Regions from separate parts of the Homo sapiens genome. Here region 1 is linked to region 2. Evidence: chromatin loops called from intact Hi-C (ENCODE). Cell type or tissue: PC-9. All regions are shown on one strand.

The links. Hi-C counts contacts between places; a loop is a spot of excess contacts. Peaks named below come from ENCODE experiments on the same cell type or tissue, not always from the same donor. Only the 100,000 strongest peaks of a DNase experiment are listed, where the experiment ranks them.
Region 1: a loop joins it to region 2, with 4 times the contacts of the local background. A loop is called at or near these places in 10 of 110 quality-filtered maps.

Annotation. Positions count from the first base shown.
Region 1 is chr9:90,963,968-90,966,467 of GRCh38, reverse strand. It overlaps LOC105379829 (a long non-coding RNA gene), which reads left to right and starts at 1,071. Exons shown (of 4, transcript XR_001746828.2): 1 at 1,071-1,204. In PC-9, no CTCF peak of the experiment used is centred here; no DNase peak of the experiment used is centred here.
Region 2 is chr9:90,913,986-90,916,485 of GRCh38, reverse strand. No RefSeq gene overlaps it. Among named protein-coding and RNA genes, the nearest start is that of LINC02957, 82 kb to the left of the region's middle. RefSeq lists a silencer at 1,327-1,476. In PC-9, a CTCF peak has its summit at 1,390 (motif pointing left); a DNase peak (open chromatin) is centred at 1,415.

The DNA of each region.
Region 1 (2,500 bases), 50 kb before region 2:
GAGTGTAGCCATTTGGTGATTCCTGGATTCTGCCCTCACTCCCTAAGGATTGATGAAAATCTCAACTCCCAATATGTTGTCTGCTTTTTAATTTTGGCTCTGTTTTGTTTTCCTTAGGATAGATTTGAATCGTTAGGTGGGCAAATCTTCCCATGGAGAAAGTAGAAATAGGGTGTGCTGGGTTCCCTGGGGCAGCAGTTCACAACAAAATTTGTTCTGTTGTTTTAACTAGGGATTTGCTTATAATTCAACCCCTTTTGACATTTTGCTGTTTATTCAACAAAGCAAGCTCGTAAGTCATGTGGCTCGTAAGTCAAAGCAAGCTCTGAGTGAGTGGCTTCCTTCCCTTGGAGCTGCCTGTCTGGTGACCACCTCTGCCAGGTTTCCACTTCCATGAACTCTGTGTGTCTCCTTCCTGATTTTCCATATGCAAATGCAAGAAACGTAGTACCATTTCCTTTATTTTCCCTTTTGTACACAAAGGGTGACATTCCCTGCCTCTGTTTCTAAGGATGTATTGAACCATAAACTTCAGGCTATTATTAAAATGAAACCACTCTGAATGGTAATGTGATTGTGATGGTTAATGTGTGTGTCACCTTGGCTAGGCTATGGTATGCTCAGCTGTTTGATCAGCACCAGCCTACATGTTGCAGTGAAGGTGTTTTCTAGATGTGATTAACATTTAAAGCAGAGACTGTGAGTAAAGAAGTTGACCTTCCCTAATGAGGGTGGGCCTTATCCAATCAGTTGAAGGCCTTCCAAGCAAAGACTGAGGTTTCCCAAAGGAGAAGGAATTCCACCTTAAGGATGTAACACAGGAACCCTGCCTGAGTTTTCAGTCTGCCAGCTTTCCCTGCAGAGATCAAGTTTAAGAAGGCAAAATCAACACGCTTACATTTCCAGCCTGCTGGAACCAACTAGGCCCCCTGGCAGGCCCTCCTTCCAGGCTCCACAATCACAGGAACTCATTCCTTAAAAGGAAATCTCTCTCTCTCTAAATACAGACATACACATGCATCCTATCGGTCTGTTTCTCTGGAGAGCCCTCATACAGTAGTTACATCTTTATTCTTAGGAGGCGCCTGCTGAGGAATGCAAGGGTGAGTTGTTTTGACGTCTGTAACTAGCTTCCAACCGGTTCCACGAGAGAAAGCGGGCGGAGGCAGAGAAATCACAACATGCTACGAAGCGCTGGATCCAGGTGACATGTCGCAGTGTTTGTTGTCTTCCAACTTTTCAGCGTGTGAAAACATTTTCACAAGAACGGAGGCATCACTTCCCCACCTGCATCTCTACTTAGGGTCTTGCATGCGGGGAAAGGGGCCAGCACAGTCCGTGGGTCTCCCAGGCAGTCCGTAGGTCCCGTCCTGAGCACCGCAGCATCAAGAACAGGCTGGGGTGAAAAGGAAAGTAGCGTTCTAGGAAAGCCCCAGGCCTGCTGGTGCTGAGGATGCAACCGGTGGGGTTCTTTTCTCCCAGGCACCATGGCCCTGCCAGGAGGACCCCTTGGGGGAGTGTGAGCAGAAAGGGGGCGGGCTGGATTTTGTTGCTCTCCCTTAGACCAAGGTCACACCCAGCTCAAGAAGGTCAGGCTCGGGACCTCTCCCTGTCAATCCAGCCTCCGCCAGCGTTTTCTAAACCTGTCTCTTCTTCCCTTCCCCCGACTGACTCACCCTCCACGCAGCCTACAGAAGGCGGGTTGGGGGGCGGAGGCCGTGGGGACGGGAGACCGGATGTGTCTGGGAAAGGGAGATGAAGGGGTCGTTCCGTCCCCTGGGAGATGATGGCTTGTGCCAGGCTCCTGTCCGCCCAATACTTCCAGCTGCATCTTACGTCTAGTCTTTTCTGGAGGGTCCGAACACCAATCTTTTCATCTCTTCCTGCAGAGCTAGCTCACTAGGGAGACAACTGTGTAATTAGAAGCAGGCGCACAAAACAGGAAGGGAGAGCCTAAGTTTGAAGAGCAATCTTTGCTGAGTGTGTGCATGAGGGTGTGAAAGTGGCCGACTGTTTACACACCACCAGGGGCAGTGGCGTGTGAAGGAGGTGGCTCCTGGTGACGGCCTCAGTCTGGGAGCTAGGCGGTAAGCTGACAGCGGCGGTGTGTTGCCACCCTTGGGCAGCGGCTCTCTAAAGCCTGCAGTTCTGCCATGAGAGCCTTAAGCACACCACTTCCCCTTCCTGAGCCTCAGTTTCCTTATCTGTAATGTGGTAATTACACTTTTGCCTATCCTAGGATTATTATGAGTCATGATTTTGAAGCCCTCAGTAGAAAACCCGCCCCACTCCTAAGCACCCAGTCAGTGTTATCTGGGTTGTTTTTTAAAGAACAAAACATTTTGTGTCTGGAGAATTGTTACTCTTAAGATAAATAAAGATGGAATTGGGCTCTGCCAAGAACAGCAATATGCATTTTTAGATACTTGTGAAAATTAGACAAGCAAGGTTTAAGTAAAATACGGAGATTTCGTTTAACAAAATACCAATTTCTAAATGA
Region 2 (2,500 bases):
ATTGAGCAACATGTTTGGCTTCACAGTAATGTGCCCAGGTAAGTCCCTTACCTCTGTTTGGTGCTGTCCATAGGCCGCCTTGTCAGTTAGCTGAAAGGCAGTGAGAATACATGCGTAGGAATACATAGCTTCTCTGTAATCCCAGCACTTTGGGAGGCCGAGCGGGGGCGGATCACGAGGTCAGGATTTCAAGACCAGCCTGGCCAATGTGATGAAACCCCGTCTCTACCAAAAATATAAAAAATTAGTTGGATGTGATGGCATGCACCTGTAATCCTAGCTATTCAGGAGACTGAGCAGGAGAATTGCTTGAACCCAGGAGGCGGAGGTTGCAGTGAGCTTAGATCGCACTACTGCACTCTAGCCTGGGCAACAGAGTGAGACCCAGTCTCAAAAAAAAAAAAAAAAGAAAAAGAAAAAAAAGAAATACATAGCTTCTTACCACCCAGGAAGGACCGCCAGTCACTCCTTTTGACATTCCTCAAAATTTCTTTTGGATGTGTCAAGAAAGTGGCTCACCTTTGGCTTTGCTTCACGTCTGGAAATCAAGAAAAGCTGTGAGCCAGCCCTGAAGTGGGATCTACTCAAGACTGCCGATGGCGCCCCCCCTGGGAAGGTGCTAGAAGGCTAGGCCGGGACTACAGTGGAGCTCAGAGCAGGTGGTGACGGGATCCCTGCTCTCAGTCCATTGCAGATTTTTGAAAATTAACTGTCCTCACCTGGAAAGCAGAGGCTGGATTAGATCTGAGATTCTTTTGTCACCTCTTTGGACCCTACATTCTGTAAGGTAGGGTCCCTCCACACCATATTGATTCAGCAGTACATAAATTCATTACTTTGTTTTCACATCTCCCTTAATCAAAGCCTGGACTAGCAAGCTCCAGGTGGGGAACCTGAGCACTCCTGTCATCCGGAATGCCTCCGGGAAAAGTGTGACGAGTCCTTCAGTTCCCAACAGCCCAAGGACTCCAGGCTGGAGGCTAGCAGGCCTGGGCGAAGGCTCCCTTCTAGCTAAAGCACGCTACATCCCACCTTCGGAGACCAAAGACTCCAAAATGACTGCATTTCAATGTCAAACTAACAGAACAAGTCCACACCAAGCTGACCTTTAGCAAGTGGAGTTAGAGAAACTCATTCCAATCCCCTCTGCTGGACAACACTGTGATCTCAAAGATTAGATATGGGTTCTCTGAATAGAGCAGTCATTTGCCAGTCACTTATTTTGAATATAAATCACTTAATACATTATTTCTGTACCTGTTGAAACGCGATTCCAATTGTGCATGCAGTTGGTGTCTCTTCCACTTTCATAAAAATAGGCATAACCTAGGAGGTAGGTAGCCTGTCCCTTTCCTGCCAGGTGGATGGCTGGGACCAGCTCATGCCCAGGTGTTGGCTGCCATCTAGTGGGCACTTGAGAAGTAGCCCTGAGCTGCTGTGCAGTCCAACTCTCAGTTGTCTGCCCCAAGTGGGCCGTCCCCGTGCGGAGAGGCACCCTGCAAGCTGCCTCCTTCCTGCCCTGGAGAGCAGCACTCTGGCCAGGCCTTCCCACCCCATGTCAGGGACATGGCTCCATGGCCAACCCCCACTTCTTGTCCTTTCCCTTCTTTTTCCTTCCCTCTGTCCTTCTGGTAATGTTTGCCTTTTAAAATTGGCAAGCCAATTTAATTCCCAAACCAAGGAAATTAACCCCCCGAAGTGAGAGAGAGTGCAGCAGCAGTGGGCAGTATTTGCCACTACTGCTTACTTGAGGAACTACCCTGAGGATGGCCATTCTTTATGTAAACCCCAGCCCTGGGGGGTCTACACGGTGAAACCCCAGAGCTCAGGGTCCCTTGTCTTACCTTGGGGCTTCAGGAATAAGCACTCATCAGGGATTGAGATTCACATCCTGGGCCCAGGAGCTCTGGATGGGAGGCTGCCTTGGGTCACGTCAGTCGCCGCTCATTATAACACGGTACTTGGGGCTGGGCACTGGGCTGGAACACAGTGGCTTTGGAGGGGCCCACAGCGTGGGCCACGTGGTGCTTCCCTGACTTAGCAGTGAGCCAGCAGCCATGCCCACATCCAACAGACCCAGAGTCCATGCTGCAGTTGTTGCTGGATGCCTGTGACCTGGGCTGGTGGCCAGAGGGACGGCACTGGAGCGGGAGACGTGGTGCCACGCCGGGCTTCCCTCAGCTTCAGGCTCTGGTCAGACTTCAGGGACAGCATCTCCTTTGCTCCTCCCCACGGCACCAGGCAACATGGGTGGAGTGGGACTTAGCGATGCAGCTCCGTCCATGGGGCTTGTGTGGTGGGGGCAGCTCTGGGATTATAGCTGCCCACCTTGGGGTACCCTGGCCTTGCAGGGTTAGAGGACAGAGCCAGAACATGCCAGCTGGACCTGGCCTGATCTTTCTACCAGTCTGTCTGGACAAACCTACACAGACAGGTCTGACCCCCAGGGAGCGGAAGCTGGTTGGGACATGGCCCTGGGCAGATATGACCCTCATTCTGT